Linked DNA regions of Homo sapiens: region 2 is linked to region 1. A link is a loop called in an ENCODE intact Hi-C map of the cell type or tissue named here. Cell type or tissue: right lobe of liver. All regions are shown on one strand. Each heading gives the region's core, and the rest is flanking DNA. Links, peaks and the distances in the headings are about the cores only. Region 1 overlaps LOC105376126 (a long non-coding RNA gene). Region 2 has its middle 170 kb from the start of LINC02872.

Evidence for each region. A loop is a pair of places that touch in the nucleus more often than their neighbours do. Peaks named below come from ENCODE experiments on the same cell type or tissue, not always from the same donor. Only the 100,000 strongest peaks of a DNase experiment are listed, where the experiment ranks them.
Region 2: a loop joins it to region 1, with 5 times the contacts of the local background. A loop is called at or near these places in 2 of 110 quality-filtered maps.

Annotation. Positions count from the first base shown.
Region 1 is chr9:87,248,960-87,259,843 of GRCh38, reverse strand. LOC105376126 (a long non-coding RNA gene) reads left to right here. Exons shown (of 15, transcript XR_007061642.1): 10 at 2,138-2,254. Among named protein-coding and RNA genes, the nearest start is that of LINC02872, 110 kb to the right of the region's middle. In right lobe of liver, for the core only: no CTCF peak of the experiment used is centred there; no DNase peak of the experiment used is centred there; H3K27ac peaks cover 1,134 bases.
Region 2 is chr9:87,308,909-87,319,792 of GRCh38, reverse strand. No RefSeq gene overlaps it. Among named protein-coding and RNA genes, the nearest start is that of LINC02872, 170 kb to the right of the region's middle. In right lobe of liver, for the core only: no CTCF peak of the experiment used is centred there; no DNase peak of the experiment used is centred there.

The DNA.
Region 1 (10,884 bases), core at 1,529-9,528:
AAAAGACAAAAGACTCAGCCACGCTTATGCTAAGAAGGAGAGCCAGGGAAAGAAAATGCTGCAGTCGCAGTCAGAAGGAAAAGACTGTTTCACTTTGGCTTCATGTGCATCCCCCAGAGGGACTATCATGTTACTTTCAAAATGACTGCATAGCAGATGAAAAATGATTCTCATCTGCCTATGGCTGCTGGGAGGTGGAGTGCAGTGCGGGACTCCTATGGGGATATTTGTGGCTCCTCACGTCTCCTGGACCCAGGGTACCAGGACAGTGGACATAAGGGACAATAAAGCTTATTTGAACAAAAATACCATCTTCAGATTCTGCATTCATCACACATTTTGTTCTCTTTGCTACTAGGATGTGGCAATGCAAAAATAATGTCCTGCTGGTCCTTCCAAGGATACCAGAGTTCTAGATTTTATTCTGTCTCAAATGTGGAGCCACTGGAGACTTCCCCATTCAAACACCGTCCTTACCTTGGCAGAAGGAGCCCTTTATGATGACGTGTTTTCTTCTTTTCACACGCTTTCCCACCCTCATACCTGGGCCCAGTTTACCAAATGAATTCAGTTCAATAAATGCCCTTACTTTTCTTATACCACTGCTCCTTTGCTGGTGCCATTTCCTCTTCTGGCAACCCCTTTTGCCCATTTTTCTGCTCAAAAACTACCTTCCACTTGTCTTGAGTCACAGCTTCCATGTAGTAGCCTGGGGCAGGTTTCCTTGCCATTGCTTGGCATCACAGTGTGCTCACCTCTGTCATAGCCTTCATTGTACCTGATGTAGTTACGTTGGGTGTTGTCTGCATGACCCACTGGACTCTAATCTCCTTGGGTGAAGGAAATGTGCTCGTTCATCTTTGAAACTCCAGTGATCAGTAACTTGGACAGCATCTAGTACATGATAGGTGCTCAATAAATATCACTGATAGGTTGAATAAAAAAATTTCAAGCTCATGGGCTGGTAAAACTCTACCTAATTGCCGGCTTTGGATAAAGACACGGAAAAAGTGATGCATACACAATCTAGTAAAGGTCACTGAATCTAAGGAAGAGAATCCTGGGGTCTTCTATGGTCCACACTGTCTCTGGACATCACTGGAAACAAAAGGCTTGCCAAACAAAATAAATATTTTTCCTCTTTCTTCTGCCTCTACAATCCTACCCATTCATAGCCTAGAGCAAGCCCTATACATTTAAGAAGTTTCCAGTGTCTGAGTTATTGCTCCCCACAGAACTAGAAGGGGATCACTTAAAGGCATGGGTTATGGGACTTCATGGTGGACTTGGCTGTATTGTTCAACGCAGTTTTGAGTTCTATCCTTGGAGTGCTTAGAGCCTGATTGTGGTACTACCAGATAAATTACAGTAATAGTTATCAAATTACCAAGAACTCCTGAACTGATGGCTGGTAATACCTTTGCAATCTTGTAGCTTGATTTTTCCACATTAATGCAAAGGAATAAATAATATGAAACTTTGGGCACTGGGACAATTTCTGTTGGTATCATAGGACTCTTTCGGTTGTAAATAAAAACCCAACCTTGATGGCTTAAGCAGAGGGTAAAGGAATTTATGTACTCACAGAGCCGAAAAATCAGAGGAAACTGGCTTCAAGCACAGGCTGATTCAGGGGCTCAACGAAATCAAGGCTATCTTTTCCAGTGGCTCAAATTTCTCTTTCCTATATTTGCTTTGTTCTCAGACACTATCTTGTGGCCTTTCAGTAGCTTCAAGGTCATTCTTCCCCAGTTCATATTAAAACAAGAGCCTGTAATCCCGGCACTTCGGGAGGCTGAGGCGGGCAGATCACTTGAGGCCAGGAGTTGGAGACCAGCCTGGCCAACATAGCGAAACCCTGTCTCTATTAAAAATACAAAAATTAGCTGGGCATGGTGGCACAGACCTGTAATACCAGCTATTCGGGAGGCCCAGGCATGAGAATAGCTTGAACTCAGGAGGTGGAGGTTGCAGTGAGCCAAGATAGCATCACTGCACTCCAGCCTGGGTGATAGAGTGAAGCATTTTTTTTTAAAGTAAAAAGAGAATGTTTCCTCCTAGAATCAGTAGTTCTAGTCCTGGGACTCATTCTGAGCAGGTGCCTTCCCTCACCCCACCATCCCTGTGGCTTTTGTAGGTTGAATGCCTTGATGGTCTAGACGTGTGACACTTGCTGCATTTATGAGACTGGAGGTGGGGCCCCACCCAAGTTCTGCTTCCAGAGGAGGAGGCAAGACCAAGACACCAAAACAAGGTATAATAGATATTGACGGAAAAAAACAATATATGTCCACCCTGTAAGATAGAGGTGTGGGCAGAGCTAGGCTATTCCCAGAGTCCATCAAAGTTCACATGCCACATCCTGATCACGGTCCAGGCCAGCCTTGTACAAAATATTTTCTTACTCAGTACTTAAAGTTTGAGAGATGGCTCTGTTACACGGGATAAAATAAGAATAAGCCCTTGATTAGAGTAAAGGGTGAAGGTACTTTCCATATGCATGTGAGATGCCTTCTTTTTGAACATCCATTATAACTCCTGACCATAGTAATACAAAGAGGATGTGTTCTAATGACTGCTTCTTTGTCAGAACTTCTTGGTCAGAAGCCAAGCAAGGAAATAGGAGAAGGTCTAAGGCCAGTGGCTCTGCAGGCAGGCAGCCCTGGGCTGGAGTGGAGAGGACTCAGGGCTGGAGGGAGGTGAGGGTGTAGGGATGAGCAAGCCTCTCTGTCCCCAATGTCCTGTTGTATCCAGGAGGGGCATCTGTGGGAGGGTCATGATTCATTCATTCATTCATTCATTCATTCATTCATTCATTCTTTCATTCATTCATCTGTCAAACATTTCCTGAGCACCTTCTGTGTACTGGGAATACCTTATAATACCCAACAAACTAAGTTTTCAATCAATGCTTGTTGAATAAATAGAACCTGGGGAAACAGCCTTTCACTTCACAACTAGAGATGAAAGGTTGAACATGAACTATCACTGTTAATGAGTGTTAATGAGCTTCTGCCCTGCTGTAAGTACTGGTAAATAGATCCTTTCTCACTGAATGGAGAGATGGGGTGGTTACTAAAAATCACAACGTTACTAGTAGTTAACGTTGGAGCTTCCTAGATGCTCCCATGCTAATTTCCTTTGTATCCATTATTCCATTTAATCCCCACGACAAATCTGTAACTTGTTACTATTTATTATCCTCATTTTACAGAGTAGGGAATGTAGGCAGTGAGAGGTTAACTAACCTCCTACAATCACACAGATATTAACTGATGGAGCCAGGGTCCTCTTAGAAGCCAGTCTGCTTTTAGAACTGGAGCCTTAGTGCTGGAGGGGCTGGGTGGGTAAGCAGGGAATAGGAGCAGAAAGACAAATGTCACAGCTTACCTAACATCATCTACCAGACAAATTGTTTATATTTAACGGAATCAGGCAGCTTCCACTGAGGGCTTTTGTGTTCCATCTTTTTTGTCATTGTATTTTAAACTCTTACTGTTGGCATCCAAGCGGATCAAAGCCAGGTAGACATCAAGCAGGAGGGCCTTGAGACAGGAGGATGCGGGGAGAAGAGAAGTGAAAAACATGTTTTCCTCTAACCCCGAAGAGTGTCTCCCTGCCTCCTGCCTTCCGTAGCTTCCTTCACCCTTGGGTGGAGATTGTGGAAATCCCTACACAGATACTTATTGCTTAGATTTGTTTTCACGAACAAAAGCAAGATGGCGAGTTTGGTCACTTGAGTTTTATCATGTCCTACACGGATGTGGGCAAAGAGGATTGTGGAATTAAGCTGAGACTTTAGAAAGCCCTTTCTATGAGAATGTTTTGACATCTGCCAATATACAAACAGAAACCTATGCAATGGCAATCACTGCTTCCTGCTGTTTCTGTAGTTATGCTGAGGGAAGCAGAGAGATGCTGATGTCTGCCAGAAGACTGTTAAGAGGAAATTCACACTGAAAGCAGCAGTGATAAGGACGTCTCTTCCCCTGTTTATTAGAAACAAAACGTATAAGAGAATTCTCCTCTGGAGGCAAGTTGTCGGTGTTTTTAGTTCTCATAGCTATATGGTTGCTAACACAACTAATGACAATCAAGACTTGGCTTGGTTTAACTGTTTTTGAAGACTGCAAATTCCTGCCATGTAGATCTGGCCATTGCTTGGAAGCAGCCTGAAAAGTTGCCATATGCACTGTTAGAGCTGCTGTTCCTGGAACTGTTAGGTCTCCATGTGAATTCCAAAATAATCTGTAGCATTTCACTGCTGGGAAGAAGCTCGGAGCTCTTGTTACAGATGGGCGTGACCCTAAATGTCCCAGTGCTTAGTTGACAACAGAGCTGGACCTAGATCGATGCTGTGTCTAACCCGTGCCTTCTCTCACCTCGGAGGTGATGCTTGACCTTGACTGTCAGGCTCCATCCTGTCAGGAGGAAGGATGGGAGCCCCTGCCCAATCATTGTGATCCTCAGACAGCTTTGACTAAATGATCCCCTATGTGCTATGCCGAATGCCTGATGGGCTCTATTTTGCCCAGGCGCTCCTTTCCACTCAGAAGCACTCTCTGGCTCTAATTTTAGTCTTGTAGGCTGCTGTGGACACACAAGTATTCACCACAGACTGAGCTAGAATTGAGCAAAAACTCCCATGGGGAAAATGGTCCTGTCTTGTCACCAATTCCCTGAGTCCTTCTGTTGCTGTCTATGTTCTTACTTATTTATTTAACTTTAATTGAATCTCATGAAGAGAAGCATCACTGTGCTATGGTGAAGGGAAGTGTCTCCGGAGTTCCGTTGCTTGGGTCTGAATCTAGGTTCAGCAATTTAACAGCAAGTTCCTTAGGAAAGTCCCTGAAACTCTCTATGCCTCAGATTTCCTCATCTATAAATCAGGATAATAATAGGAACCACCTTAAAGAAATCTCTGTGTACAAAATGAGATAAACATAAATAAAGTACTTAGAGCAGTCCCTGGCACAGAGTAAACATTCACTTTATGTTAATTATTATTATAGAAGTTATATAGACTATACATAGAGTACAAGTGCTTGAGCCTCTTTTCTGATGTGAATTTGGCTATTTATTTGGCTGTGGTATAACTACCTATACATATATCAAAAATGAATGAATGCCAGGCATCTGAGAGCATGCTTTCTCATTAAATTCCTCCATTCATTCACTCATACATTCGCACAACACCTATGCTCTGTGGCAGCCACTGTTAGGCTTTGAAGGCCTGAGAAAGAGCAAAATAGATGCTTCTCTGCACTCAGAGTTCACAGTCCAAAAGGGAAGATAGATAACAAGAAAACAATTACACCTTTTTTAAAAAATTAAATACTTGGGTAATTTCTATAAAGGAGGCAGGAAAAGGCTCAGGACAGTGCTAAGGTCTTCAGACCTGCTTCAGCCTGGGGCCGGGGAGGCTCAGGGGGGCTGACCTGTTGCTGTGTTCTGTCTGAGGGTAAGGCAGGACCTGTGGCATTTATCCATTGATCAATCAGACCCACTAAGGTCTTGGCCTTAGTAAACGTTCAGTAAACAGGGAGATATTGGTAGATTCATTGAATCTCATCCTTGAGTGGAAACTTCTGCTTCATCTGCTTTCAACTTTCTCCCACACTCCTTCACAGCCAGACAGCCCCAGATTTGGCCACTGCTGATTGCAGAGCAAGAATGCCCTCCAGCCCTCCACCTGGCCACACCTACTCAGGCAGGTTTAAGGGTCCCCTCTCACCTCTCAGGGCTGCCATTTCTCTATCCTCTGTCCCCAGCATGATCGATCATTGCCTCCTCTTGTGCCCACAGTAGGTTGCATTGACCTGGCATCTCTATCATAGCATTTTCCACATGACCTGAGAGGGGATGAGGGGTCTCTGCTAGATTTCACTATGGATGGGCTGTGTCTTATGTTTTGGTTATCTTGCTGCGTTACAAAGCACCCCAGAAGTTAATGGTTTAAAACCACAACCATGTAATAGCTCATAATTCTGGAGGTCAAGAATTCAGGTGAAGCCAGTGGTACAGCTCACCTCTGCTCCACTTGGTGTTGCCTGAGGTGGCTCAGCTGGGGCTGGAGGTGTCAACATAGCTTCATTCACATGTCTTGGTCCTGGCTGTTGGCCAGGACATCTCAGTTCTCCTCCATGCAGCGTGATATGGTTTGGCTCTGTGTCCCCACTGAAATCTCATCTTGAATTGTACTCCCACAATTCTCACATGTTGTTGGAGATCATTTGAATCGCGCAGGTGATTTCCTCCATACTGTTTTCATGGTAGTGAACAAGTGTCACGAGATCTGATGGTTTTATCTGGGGTTTCCGCTTTTGCCTCTTTCTCATTTTCTCTTGCTGCCACTGTGTAAGAAGTGCCTTTTGCTGCTCGCCATGATTCTGAGACCTCCCCAGCCATGTGGAACTGTAAGTCTAATTAAACTTCTTTTTCTTCCCAGTCACTTGTATGTCTTTATCAGCAGCATGAACACGGACTAATACACAGCCTCTGTCTCCAGCAGTGTCTTCATTCAACAGTCTACCTAGAGTTTTGTTATATGGCAGCTGGTTCCTAAAGAGGTGAAAATGGAAATTGCAAGCTTGCTTAAGGCCTAGCTAAGAAGTCACATATTGATACCTCAGCGAAAGCAAGACACAGGGCCACCTAGATTCAAGGAGAAGTGACATAGACTCCACCTTTTGACTGCAGGAATGACAAAGTCTCACTGCAGAAAAGGTTGAAGGAGGGGTGGATTACTGCAGCCACCTTTGGTAACATCTTATTTCTTTCTTTCTTTTTTTTTTTTTTGAGATGGAGTGTTGCTCTGTTGCCCAGGCTGGACTGCAGTGGTGCGATCTTGGCTCACTGCAAGCTCCACCTCTCAGGTTCACACGACTCTCCTCTCTCAGCCTCCCAAGTAGCTGGGACTACAGGCGCCTGCTACCACGCCTGGCTAATTTTTTGTATTTTTTTAGTAGAGATGGGGTTTCACCATGTTGGCCAGGATGGTCTTGATCTCCTGACCTCGTGATCTGCCCACCTTGGCCTCCCAAAGTGCTGGGATTACAGGCGTGAGCCACAGCGCCTGGCTGACATCTTATTTATTTCTAACAGTTAGCACACCCCTGGAACATAATAGTTACTCAATAGTAGTAAGATCTAGCATTTAATATCCTTCTTTTTTTCTAAGCATTTTACATGCATTATCTCATGGAATCCTCGTTACGCTTGGAGGTATTATTATTCCCATTTCACAGAGCAAATTGAAGCTTGGAAATATTAATCTAATTCTAGCTAATTAGCATTAGCTAATCTAATTCCAGTCTAGTTCTAGCTCCACAGTTTACTAGCTAAATAATCTTGGATAAATTGTCCAAGATTATTTAGCTAGTAAAGTGTGGAACTAGAATTCAGACTCAGGCAGCCTGGCTCCAGAGGTTAAGCATGTAAAGCCTCTACTGAAAGATCAGGTTTTTTGTAGTTTACTCCTCCATGGGATTATTGTATCACCATTATAGTCCTGTGGCTGCTTCTGCTGATTCCTTGTTCAGACCTGAGGGAGAGATATTGTACCTGATAGACTGAATTCCTTTGAAACCGGAAGGGACATGAACATACCCCGCAGGCTGGGCTCTAGCTGTGAACCTACTCCCAGCAACTCTTACCCTCTTGGGAGGGAAATACCTCTGGTGGCAGACGCCCTGCAATGGGTTGCCAAATGATTCTCAGTGATGTGTTGCCAACTGGTGGTGGAATTTTCACGTTTTGGTGAGATTTCTATAAAGTTTATGTTTATTCACTTAAAAGTTGTAAGATTTTGTCCTTCCTACTTTTTTGGGACTCATATTTCATTTTATGAAACTTTTTTTTTTTGAGACAGAGTCTCACTCTGTCACCCACGTTGGAATGCGGTGGCGCAATCTTGGCTCACTGCAACTTCCGCCTCCCGGGTTCAAGCAATTCTTGAACCTCAGGCTCCTGGGTAGTTGGGATTACAGACTTGTGCCACTATGCCAGTCTAATTTTTTTTTTTTTTGTATTTTTAGTAAAAGACGGGATTTTGCCATGTTGGCCAGGCTGGTCTTGAACACCTGGCCTCATGTGATCCACCAGCCTCAGCCTCCCAAAGTGCTGGAATTACAGACGTGGACCACCATGCCTGGCCCATTTTATGAAATGTTTTTGAGAGTGGATTGTAGATGTTTTTGAGTGAAGACACCTGGCAATCAAAATGTTGGCAGCCCTGTGTTCATTGCCAAAGTATGCCAACGTTAACATTCTCCTGGTTCTTTGAAATCCCAGAGTCTGAGAACCTCTGCTCCAGCAGAAAATGGGGGCAAGGTGATGGGGCGGTTAAGAACGAGGTGCGGAGGGGTAACACTGACTCTCACCACCAACCCGAGGACATTCGGAATATCACATTGTCTTTTTTCTTACTATTCTTTAGACTTGCTGTTACACGAGCAAGTTAGTGTTGACCATTGGATGGCATTATTTATAGAAAATGATTTCTCAGAAGAAGGTCCGTCATATTGTAAGTGCACAATAAAGGTGGAAGAGCACCATTATGGAACCCTATGAAATTCCTACATGTGATGAAGACTGACATTCTTAGAACTTTTTTTTTTTTTTTTTTTTGAGACGGAGTCTCGCTCTGTTTCCCAGGCTGGAGTGCAGTGGCGCATTCTCGGCCCACTGAAGCCTCCATCTACCGGGTTCAAGTGATTCTCACGCTTCGGCCTCTTGAGTAGCTGGGACTACAAGTGCGCCCCAGCATGCCCAGCTAATTTTTGTATTTTTAGTAGAGATGGGGTTTCACCATGTTGGCCAAGCTGGTCTTGAATTCCTGACCCCAAGTAATCTGCCCACCTCCACCTCTCAAAGTGCTGGGATTACAGGCACGAGTCACCACACCCAGCCTTAGAACTAATTTTTTCTAACTGCCCCGGCCAAGCAATTAACGTTCCAAAACCAGCTCCGTGAGGACAGAGATGTGGAGATGCAGAAATACCAGTGCTAGCTGAGAGCCCTGCGGATTTTCAAAACAAAGTCAAGTTATCAGAATAACAGGTCTTTTCTTTCCAAATCCTCAAGCCAGCTGAGGAATTATCCCTTGGTTCTCAAGAGTCCTGGGTAAAATATTTGAATTATGGCCAAATGCCACTCTTTTAAAGAGATAAATGAAAAACAAAATTATATCAGGTAAAGAATTTAAGAGTCTTAAATTGCATCTAGCAGAGGGGATTCTGGGAAGATGGCAGTGAGTAAACACCTCAGATGCCCTCCTTGTCTTACCTCTTCCCATCACTTACCATCTCTCCTGGGCTTGCATGTGGGCAGGACTGGAAGGGTATGATCTTCCATATTGACTCTGCCAGGAGCCAGAGGAGGCCAAGCAGGTGCAGAAATTTGCACCACTGGGTAGGAGTCTAGACATCCAGGGGAGGGCAGTATACCTCCGCATCCCCAGAGATCTGTGGCCCACAGACAGTATGTTGTGCCTCCCTTGTGCATAGTCCTAAGAGGACCTCTAGGCACCCCCCAGGTGTTGGAACTATGGGGGAAGCTGCCTAGTGTGCTAAGTTCCTACCTTCCCCTGAGCCTGGTTGAAGGCAGATCTTTCTGCTGAGCATTCCTGGGGAAAGAGAAGCTTTCTTCTGGTGCTACACAGAGACTGACACTCTGCCAGCAGGAACTTGCACCTCCAACTACTCATCAGGTTGCTACTGCTTAAGGTTCCCCATCCATCTGACCTGAGCCCTGAGATCGAAGGGAAACAGAAGCAGCAAAGAAAATCAGCAAGAACAAGGTGAAGTCCAAGTACAAGTGACTGGAGGAGTCAAATAAATCACAACTTGATCGATGAAAATAACACAAAATGAGACACTATGGAGTAAGAAAACTAATTTTTAAATGTAAATATTCAGTAGATCAGTGAAAGAAGAACAATGCTGTTAAGAAAAAAAAAGTATTGGCCTTCAGGATGAAATAAAAGAAAGACTTCAAAACAAAGAGCAAGGGGACATAAAGAAGTACAATTAAATTAGTAATAAAAATGTCATTGAGGCCAGGTGTGGTGGCTCACACATGTAATCCAATCGCTTTGGGAGACTGAGGCAGGAGAATTGCTTGAGGCCAGGAGTTCGAGACCAGCCTGGGCAACATAGCAAGACCCTATCACTACAAGATTGAAAAAATATTAGATGGACATGGTGGTGTGTGTCTGTAGTCCCAGCTACTTAGGAGGATGATATGGGAGAATCCCTTGAGTATAGGAGTTTGAGGCTGCAGTGAGCTATAATTGTGCCACTGTACTCTAACCTTGGGGACAGAACAAGATCCTGTCTCAAAAAAAGTCATTGATCAGTAATGTAAAGAAAACGATGCCTTACTGGACTTGAGTTAGTTGATGCAGTACTCAACTCTTGGTGTGTCAGGTAAGTGATAGTGTGTGCAGCAGACTTCCTGAGAACAGGGAAGGATATTGTAGTGCTAACCGTAACTCAGATATCATGGTGGTTATCTCAGAGCAAGAATGTATCAATCACTCCACGCTAGAAACAAGTATGCAAAGGAGACAGGAGACAAGTATGCAAAGACAGGCATTGCTCCTTTTTCATGTTTGATCTTGTTATTCTTTTTACTGGTATGGCAGGCTGTGCCCACTGACAGACATGAGCAAAATGTTCTGGCTTGATGCCAAGAAGAGGGAAACGTTGGCTAGGTATTAAAGAACCTTTTAAACAATGAACTGTTGAAAAACTAGAATGTATCATCTAAGCTGCTGGTTGAGATACCATCCCTTTCAATGTTCAAAGGAAGAACTGAAAACATTGAGCACAGTCAATGGCTTCAGAATGCCAGCTGCCAAGGTCATAAGCGCCCTTGCTTGGA
Region 2 (10,884 bases), core at 1,642-9,641, 60 kb before region 1:
AGGGGATGCATAGGACCTGGGACTTATCCAAAAGAAGTTGCTTGAGGAATAAGAGAGTTCTTATTCTGGGAAGATAATATGGTTTTGATCTGTGTCCCCACCAAATCTCATGTTGAATTGTAATCCCCATTGTTGAAGGTGGGGCCTGGTGGGAGCTGTTTGGGTCATGGGGGCAGATCCCTCATGGTTTGGTATTATCCATCCTCGAGATAGTGAGTAAGTTCTCTCAAATCTCGTTGTTTAAAAAAGTGTGACACCTCTTCCCTCCTGCTCTTGCTCCAGCTTTCACCATGTGAAGTGCCTGCTCCCATTTCACCTTCCGCCATGACTAAAACTCCCTGAGGCCTCCCCAGAAGCTGAGCAGATGCCGGCATCATGCCTGTATAGCCTACAGTACTATGAGCCAATTAAACCTCTTTTCTTTATAAATTACCCAGGTTTAGGTATTTCTTTCTAGCAATGTAAGAACAGCCTAACACAGAAGACTTGGGTGGGTGTTTGGATGTAGCCAAAGACAGGTATGAATGACAAAGTAGCTTGTCACTTCTGTGACTCTCAATGAGCCATGCCTCCTGGCATTCACACCCTTGTGCTGTCTCTTCCTCTTGATCTGATCCAGGTCTGTTAGAATGCTGGTAGAGGGGACCCAGTGCCAGGTGTGGACTTCAGCTTTAAGAAGGTTTGGCCATTTCTGATTGTGTATCTTGGAAGGATCGAACTTTGTGGAGAGAGAGAAGCCCATAGATTGCGTGGAGACTGAAGAACCCAGCCAACTGTGAGAATTGAGGCTACAGACTTCTGACTCCCATAAAGTGTCTCTGTCAGCCTTCAGCTACTTGAGCCGATCTAATTGAGGGACCAGATGTATGAGTGAAGAAGTCATCTTGGACATTCTAGCCTCGGCAGACATTGCATGGGACACAGACAAGCCACCCTCTGTGTGCTGTCTGAAATCCTGGTCGCAGAATCATGAGCAATGATAAAATGGTTGTTGGGAGAGACCAGCCACTAAGTTTTGGGTAGTTTGTTTCACAGCAATTGATAGCTAAACAAACAAACAAACAAACAAAATTCAGAAAAACCATGCATCATTTGCATGCCCAGGAGCTTCAGAGAAAGGGAGGCTTCATCTGCGCAGACCTAGCCCCTTCTCTTGATTCCAGCTCGGTGGATCTTAGTGAGATCTTCATTAGCATCCTTCATCTTACCTGTTGGTCACCTAGCTGTAGTGATGCCATAGACATTGCCTACATTCTCCCTGGTCACCCCATATAGACAACCCTCTCCTGCTCTTCTTGGGATATTCATAAGTGCAAACAAGTGGAGGGGGTGAAGACTTGTACGTCTGGTGGGAAAGTGTGGTAGTTCATTTTATGTTTTAACTTGGCTGGGCCACTGTACTTGGATATTTGGTCAAACATTATTCTGGATGTTTCTGTGAAGGTGTTTTTTGGATGACATTAATGCTTAAATTGGTGGATTTTGGGTAAAGCAGATTTCCCTTTATAATGTGGGTGGGTCTCATCTAGTCAATTGAAGACCTTAACAGAGCAAAGACTGACCACCCCCATTCCATCTTGTTGAGCAATAACGGATTCTGCCAGCAGACTGCCTTCAGACTCAAACTGCAACTTCCCTGCATCTCTAGCCTAGCGGCCACCACCATCAAATTTTTAACTCACCAAGCCTCCATAGTTGTGCAAGCCTATTTCTTAAAATGAATCTTTCTCTTTCTCTGTATGCATATCCTGTTGGTTCTGCCTCTCTGGAGAACGCTGACCAATAAGGATGGTGAGACTCCTTGCATATATTCTTTGTGTTGGTCAATAGAATATGCTCGAGACTGTCTAAGCTGGCACAGTAGTGAACGACTCTCTGTTACATGTATTAGAACAATTATTGGATTGAGAATTTGGAGCTCTGGGTCAGCCTCTGGCTCTGTTCCTCTCAATCTTAGGAAAACCAATCAACCTTCCTGGGCCTCAGTTTCATTAAGGCTATAGCTCTCAAAACTTTGTGTAATTTAAATATGGTTATTAGGATGAAATAACAATGGGGCCATTGTTACTGCAATAATGAGTGCTTAATCATGGCCCAGGTGGGGACCATATAATAAGCTTTTTAAAAATTTTTAATAAAGAGTTTTAAAAAGTGGGTATATTTTGCACTTTCTACTTTCTGCAGCTTAAGTTGTATGAGCTGAGTAGAAGTAGATTCTGGGGGTTACCATACTTAACCAATTACCCAAGGACATTAACTGGCACACCTGTTCACATTTACCCTTTTATGGCTTGAACTCAGAGCCAATAAAATTACAGTTTACCCAGTTCATTTTCATAATGCATCGATTGCTTTTAATAATACATTTTCTTCCAAGTGTCTGAGTGGACTGGGGATAATGGTCACTTCAGTGTCAGAGTCCACAACTTAAAGGAAAAGCCAATCCGATTCTCTTTTACTTAAGAGGCCTGACCCCTAGGAGATGGTGGCCTTTGTGCCTGGCCTGTTTGCTTTCTGGTTTTAGTGCAGGTTTGCTAGAGTGCTTACTGCTCTGTGTAAGCACGGTAGCCCCTCGGCCCTAGCAGAGCATTGAGGAGAAATGTGGTGGTTCTGTGCACTCCCAGAGCAGTGTCTCAGGTCATTAAGTGGTCACTGAGGAGGGCTGGCTTGGGTCACTTTTACGATATAAAGTAGCTGTGACCTGGAGCCTGTGAATACAGGAGTTTTCCAAAGTGACGTGGACACAGACTTTGCAGTTAACACTTCCTAAGTACTTTCTGACTCCCAGGAAGATCCCTTTGGTCTTGCTTGCTGGGATCCAGTCTCTGGACAAACACCGATGGTGGATTGATTGCTGCTGTAACATGTGGAGTTCAAGAACCACAGAGATTTAAGACTAGCAAGGCTGTGACCTTAGAAATCCTGGGTTTAGTGGTTTTCAAACTTATTTTGAACTGTGGAGCCTTTTGTTCAGAAGAAATGTGGGGCAGAGGCACAATATGGAAGGCAGGCAGAAGTCTGCACATCAGGTTGAAGTTGCCAAGGGTAGGGGGGTAAAGACCACTACCTCCTGGGGCTCCTCCTCAACCCTCACAAAGACCCCAAGGATGGAGCCTCTGAGGACCAGTGGTGTGGTCCAGCTTCTTCCTTCCACATATGAAGAAATTGAGGGTCTTCCCCCAAGCACTCAGTGAGGGAGTGGAGCAGACTGGGGTATTTCTTCCAGAGGCTTCTCCCTGAGGAGTCTCTCTACTGCCATCACTCTGCATTTACCCACAGCTTGCAAGAGTTGCAGCATTTTGGTTTATCTGTCCTGTTGTAAACCGTGGTAATGTCTTCTCATGATCTTCTGGAAACAGTTCTGAGGTCACATCTTCTTTTTGGAGGTGCTCTGGTAGAGGGACTGAGCCCCAGCCTAGGATTTGGCTGCTCCATGTCCTGGTCCTGCCCCGCTTACTGTGGAGCTTCACGTTGATGGGGAAGTTGCTTTCTTTCAATGGGCCATAGTCTCTTAATCTGGAAAATGAAGATCACAACATCTGGGATAAGAGTTGTATTAGCTTCTTGTTGCTGCTCTAACAAATTAACATGTACTGGATGGGTTGGAGCAACATAACTTGATTCTCTCATGGTTCCAGAGGCCAGATGTCTGAATGCAGTTAGTTTCACCGGCCAAAATCAAGGTGTTGGCAGACCCCCCAACTCCACCCTCTGCCCCTGGAAGTCCTAGAGAAGAATCCACCCCTGCCTTTCCCAGCTCCTGGAAGCTGCCAGCATTCCTTGGCTTGTGGCTTCATCCCTTTTCTCTCTGCCTCCATGGTCGCATTGCCTCCTCTTCTCCCTCTCCCTCCCTCTTATAAGAATACTTGTACTCGTGATTGCATTTAGGGCCCAACTGCTAATCCAGGATAATCTCCCCATCTCAAGATCCTTAACTTAATCGCATCTGCAAAGTCTTTGCAGTATAAGGTAATATTTTTAGGTCCAGTAGATTAAGACCTGATCTCTTTGGGGGCCATTATTCAGCCCACCACACCAGTCAACCTCAGGGCCCATTTTTAGCACTCAGGGGATGTGATCTATGCAAAAACGCTTTCTTTATGGCAAAGTTCTAGGAAATGCATTTTTATCAAAATAATGATAATATTTATTTCACTAGCAGAATATACATGAAAATAGCATAACAGAGAGACATGTTAATAACAATAGAAAGACAAATTGAGATTTTATGAGCGGTAGATTGGAGACACACATTCGTTCTCCAGCATTTATTGAGTTCCTACTGTGTGCCAGGGGTCTTGTAGCATCTTGAGCTCCTTTAGTAAATAATGCAGCCAAAGACCCCTGGCTTCATGGAACTTACATTCTAGCAATGGGACAGAGAATAAACAATAGACTTACTATTACATAAGTGAATAAATGTAGAGTCCCTTAGGAAGTTGGATAATGAATGCTTGGAAAAAAGCAAGAAGACAGTGAGTGCTAGTGGTCAGGGTGGGGTGGGCCAGGGGCCTCACTGAATGGAGATGTCTGAGCTGACCTGCAGGAGTGAGGGGTGCATGCCCACAGGCGCCTGGAGGAGGGTCATCCAGGTTGAGCATGGTTGTGAGAGACTGCAGTGGACATTTGTGAAAACTGTTAATGGGAATAAAACAGTCAATGCTCAATTTAAAATTTTTTTTTTTTAACACAGTTTCTCTGTTTGCCTGCTTCAGGGATCATGAACTCAAAGCCTCTAGAGGTCAGACACATCAGCAAGGCATGCCTGGGGGAGGCAATTGGAAGCACTAGAGATGGCTGAGAGGGCCTTACTCCACAAAGCCCGGGCTGTTCATCTCTGCAAGATGTAGATCCAGTGGCTGGGTTTCAGAAGGTGGAAGTCCAAAATTTTCATGTGAAATTTCCCAATTTTGAGATGTCAATAGCAATTCATATATTAAAATGGTGCACCTTGGCTGGATGTGGTGGCTCACGTCTGTAGTCCCAGCATTTTGGGAGGTCAAGGCGGGTGGATCACCTGAGGTCAGGAGTTCGAGACCAGCATAGCCAACACTGAAACCCCGTCTTTACTGAAAATACAAAAATTAGCTGGGCATGGTGGCATGCGCCTGTAATCCCAGCTACTTGGGAAGCTAAGGCAGAATAATTGCTTGAATCTGGGAGGCAGAGGCTGCAGTGAGCTGAGATTGCACCACTGCACTCCAGTCTGGGCAAGACAGAGAGAGAGACTGTCTCAATCAGTCCATCCATCAATCAATAAATCAGATGGTGCACCAAACTAAATATATTTGAGGGCCAGATTCAGCTCACAAGCTATCATTTTTCAACTTCCAGTTTATGAGATACATTCACCAAAATTCAGCATGCCTGCCTTATCTATGGTGGGTAACGATTTCCCCTAAGTTCAGCCTGAGGAACACAGAGTGGAGGAGACTGAGGTCTGCACCTCATCCTTGAGGTGATGTAGGGTGCACTCTGCAATGGGGGTCCCTGTTATCCTTCCACGAAGCTCTCTGATGTCGGCCCACCCTGGCCATCTTCCACTCTCATCCTTTCATGCTTGGGCTCAGCACTCAGCCTGGTCTTTGGCTGGTCCTTCTCATTTTGTTTTGTGTGCTTCACTTTATTTCATTTCTCACATTGTGAGAATCAGAAGGAAAGGAACGTTTCAGAATTCATTTGAGAGGCTTTTCCTTTTTTGAATTTCAATAGTTTTTGGGGTACAGGTGGTTTTTGGTTACATGGATAAGTTCTTTTTTTCTCTCTTCTTAAGACAGGGTCTCGCTGTGTTGCCCAGGCTGGAGTGCAGTGGCGCCATTTTGGCTCACTGCAACCTCCGCTTCCCAGGCTCAGGTGACCCTCCCACCTCAGCCGCCTGAGTAACTGAGATGGGATGACAGGCACATGCCACCACAGCTGGCTAATTTTTGTATTTATTGTAGAGATATGGCTTGGCCATGTTGCCCAGCAGGCCTTGAACTCCTGGGATCAAGCAATCTGCCTGCCTCAGCTCCCAAAGTGCTGGGATTACAGGCATGAGCCACCGTATCCAGCAGATACGTTCTTTAGTGGTGAATTCTGACATTTTAGTGCACTCGTCACCTGAGCAGTGTACACCGTACCCAATCTGTAGTATTTTATCCCTCACCCCACTTCCAACCTCCCTCTCCCCCTGAATCCCCAAAGTCCATTATATAATTCTTATTAGGTCTTTGCGTCTTCATAGCTTAGCCTCGGCTTAAAAGTGAGAACATACGGGATTGGTTTTTCATTCCTGAGTTACTTCACTTAGAACAATAGCCTTCAGTTCCATCCAAGTTGCTGCAAAAGACATTATTTCGTTCCTTTTTATGGCTGAGTAGTATTCCATGGTGTACATATACCACATTTTCTTTATTCACTTGTTGGTCCGCGGGCACTTAGATTGCTTCCATATCTTTGCAATTGCAAATTGTGCTGCTACAAACATGCATGTGCATGTGTCTTTTTCATATACTGATTGCTTTTGCATTGGGTAGATACCCAGTAGTGGGGTTGCTGGATCAAATGATAGTTCTACATTTAGTTCTTTAAAGAATCTCCATACAGTTTTCCATAGTGGTTGTACTAATTTGCATTCCCACCAGCAGTGTAAAAGTGGTCTCTTTTCACCACATCCATTCCCACATCTATCGTTTTTTGACTTTTTAATTTAATTATGGCCATTCTTGCAGGAGTAAGGTGGTATTGCATTGTGGATTTCATTTGCGTTTGCCTAATGATTAGCGATGTTGAGCATTTTTTTTCATATGTTTGTTGGCTGTTTGTATATCTTTTTTGAGAATTGTCTATTGATATCCTTTGCCCGCTTTTTGATGTAATTATTATTTTTATTTTTTTCTTGCTGATTTCTTCGAGTTTCTTGTAGATTCTGGATACTAGTGCTTTGTCAGATGCATAGTTTGCAAATATTTTCTCCCACTTTGTAAGTTGTCTGTTTACTCTGCTGATTATTTCTTTTGCTGTACAGAAGCTTTTTAGTTTAATTAGGTCTCTTTTTTTGTTGTTGCTGTTGTTGCGTTTGCTTCTGGGGTCTTAGTCATAAATTCTTTTCCTAAACCAATTCCAGAAGAGTTTTTCTGATGTTATCTTCAGCATTTTTATGGTTTCAGGTCTTTACATGTAAGTCTTTGATCCCTTTTGAATAGATTTTTGTATAAGGTGAGAGATGGGGATCCAGTTTTATTCTTTTACATGTGGCTTTCCCGGTGTGTCCTTTGCCCACTTTATGTTTTTGTGTGCTTTGTCAAAGATCAGTTGGCTATAAGTATTTGGCTTTATTTCTGGGTTCTCTCTTTTGTTCCATTGGGTCTACATGCCTATTTTTAATATAAGTACCATGTTGTTTTGGTAAGTGTAGCCTTGTGGCATAATTTGAATTCAGGTAATGTGATGCCTTTGGATTTCTTCTTTTTGCTTAGTATTGCTTTGGCTATGAGGGCTCTTTTTCCTTTCCATATGAATTTTGGGATTTTTTTCTAATTCTGTGAAGAATGATGATGCTATCTGGATGGGAATTGCATTGAATTTTTAGGTTGCTTTGGGCAGTATAGTCATTTTCACAATGTTGTTTCTTCCCATCCATGAACATGGAATATGTTTCCATTTGTGTCATTTATGATTTCTTTCAGTAATGTTTTGTAGTTTTTCTTGTAGAGGTCTTTCATCTTGGTTAAGTATATTGCTAGTGGTTTTGTTTTGTTTTTTTTTTCAGCTGTTGTAAAAGGAATTGAGTTCTTTATTTTTCTTTTTTCTTTTCTTTTTTTTTGAGATGGAGTCTCACTCTGTCACCCAGGCTGGAGTGCAGTGGTGCAATCTTGGCTCTCTGCAAGCTCCGCCTCCTGGGTTCACACCATTCTCCTGCCTCAGCCTCCCGAGTAGCTGGGACTACAGGTGCCCACTACCATGCCTGGCTAATTTTTTGTATTTTTAGTAGAGACGGGGTTTCACTGTGTTAGCCAGGATGGTCTCGATCTCCTGACCTCGTGATCCGCCTGCCTTGGCCTCCCAAAGTGCTGGGATTACAGGCGTTAGCCACCATGCCTGGCCTAAGGAATTGAGTTCTTGATTTGATTCTCACCTTGGTCGTTGTTGGTGTATAGCAGTGCTACTGATTTGTGTACATTGGTTTTGTATCCTGAGACTTTACTGAATTTGTTTATTAGATCTGGGAACTTTTTGGATGAGTCTTTATGGTTTTCTAGGCATACGATCACATCATTGGCAGTGACAGTTTGACTTTCTTCATTCTAATTTGGATGCCTTTTATTTATTGCTCTTGTCTGATTGCTCTGGCTAGGACTCGGAAGGCTTTTCATATTGCTTGATAGAGCAAGCATATATGAAAATACTACTTAAATTGCAAAGCACTCTATAAACGTTGGTTGTGGTTTTCACTGTGGTTGCCAGTAGATGTCTTGCTATTATTGTCAGCATAAATGGTAGATTGAACTTAGAGACCAGTTGTAATCTTTTTTTTTTTTTTTTGGTACCTTAAGGTGATTCAGGACTCACCCTGCAATGTGGGTTTGTGTAGAAATGGCAAGCTATCACCTCCTTTTTGAATAATTGCCCTGTTCTTCTAGTTGTTTTTGTTGAGCAAGGTGGCAGATACTACTATCCTTCTTCAATGTCTGGGTTCCTTCCGCTTGCAGACAGGAAGATTGTAACTCCCTACCCACTTGAAGTTAGTCATGGCCATGACTTGTTTTGAACAATAAAATATGAGTGGAAATGTCATGTGTCATTTTCTCAATGAGGCCTTTAATTGATAGTGTGCAAGTCACCATTCTCTTTTCCCTGCTTCAGCAAGGGTAGAAATGATTCGTGATATGGAGCCACAATGCTGAGCCATCACATGGGGGCCAGATATCCTGGAGACTGGCCCTGATTGTTCCTGCCACCAAGATTTGGGGGTTATTTGTTGCCATAGAGTAATGCAGTAATGCAGCCATCTTGACTGATACCTTTTTTTTTTCTTTTCCTTTTTTTTTTTTTTTTTTTGAGATGGAGTCTTACTCTGTTGCCCAGGCTGCAGTGCAGTGGCACAATCTCGGCTCACTGCAATCTCTGCCTCCCGGGTTCAAGCAATTCTTGTGCCTCAGCCTCCTGAGTAGCTGGGATTACAGGCGCGTACCACCAAGTCCAGCTAATTTTTATATTTTCTGTAGAGAGAGGGTTTCCCCTTGTTGGCCAGGCTGGTCTCAAACTGCTGACCTCAAGCAATCCACCCGTCTTGACCTCCCAAAGTGCTAGGATTACACATGTGAGCCACTGCATCCAGCCTGACACAAATTATGTATATGCAACTATATGTGTGTGTTAGGCCATTATTTAACAAAAAGTCACTACATGCTATAGAAAGAGCACAGACTTTGGAAGTAGACTTGGGATTCTGTCCTGGCCCCACTGCTTGTTAGCTGAGCATCCTCCAAGACTCAATTTCCTTTTTGTGAGATGGAGAAACAATGACTAGGACCAACTGTGCAAGTTAGGCATTATACAGCACCTTCAGGTTTGAAGCGTGTATGTCTCACTAAGGTGAGACAAGCAGGTGCCTGGGGCACAGAAGGTAGTAAGGTGCTTGCAGAAGGTAGTAAGGTGCTTGCTGTTCAGGCTTATGCAGGAGTTGCCATGCTGTTACAGATGACTGTCAGTGGTAGTCCCTGGAGAAAGATGAGAAGATGAAGCAGTCATGGCTCTGACCATTCAGAAGCTTATGGTCTCCTGTAGGGAGAGGGACTGATGTTTCTCTAGGTAAGCCCCAGAAGGTATGACAGATGTTCGAATGGCAGGAGGCACCAGGAGTGGTGGGAGGACCAGGAACAGATGGATGGCTGAGTGTGAAAATCGTGGGTATTCACCAGATGCAGGAGAAAAGGTGGGACTTTTCAATCAGAAGGAAAAACAGAAATAAAGCCACCAAGGGATGATGCAGCCTGGGTTATTTGAGGACAGGGACAGGTAGAAACTTGGGAAAGCTGAAAGCAAGGTTTGAAGTAAGGATTGGCATGGGGTGGGCATGGTGGGGATAGGAGTGGGTGGGTGAGATTTGAGGGGAGTGATGGGGGCTAGAGATTTAGGAGGAAGTCAGACTGATATGACAGAAATATTTTTTATTATTTTAAAATATGCATAGTCTCATGACTTTTGCAAAAGCTGCTTTAAGATTACCATCAGTCTTTGTTTCAGTTACTATCGCTGTGTAACACATCACACTGAAGTTTATGAGCTTAAAATAACCATTTTGTGATGCTCGTGGTTTCTGTGGGTCAGGAATTCAGCAAGGGAACCACGGAGACAGTTTATCTTTGCCTTACAAGGCCTGTTCATGAGCATATCTGGCGCCTGTCTGGGAGGACTCGAACATGACTGCAAGCTGGAGTGCATACAAGTGGCCTTTCCATGTGGCTTAAGCTGCCTTGTGGCATGGTCGGCAGACTTCTTATGTGGTGGCTCCAACCACAGGTGTTCTAGCAATCAAGGTGATTCTATCATGACCTAGCCTTGGAAGTTGTGCAGCATCATTTTGCTTCATTCTTTTGGTTACTTGTAAGTTACAAGCCTATCCAGATTCAAGAAGAGGAAACAAAGACCCCACCTCTCAATGGGAGCAGCATCCAAGTCACATTTTAGAAGGGAGGCAAATGGGAGACATTTTGCAGCCAACTTTGGAAAATACAATCTGCCGTAGCACTCACTTAATCGTTTTATGCAAATTATGCATTCTGCTAATCTCACTGAGTCTGATATCACAAGTGTATTTTCATGTGTCTAAATAGTGACCTGGCCGGGCGCAGTGGCTCACGCCTGTAATTCCAGCACTTTGGGAGGCCGAGGCGGGTG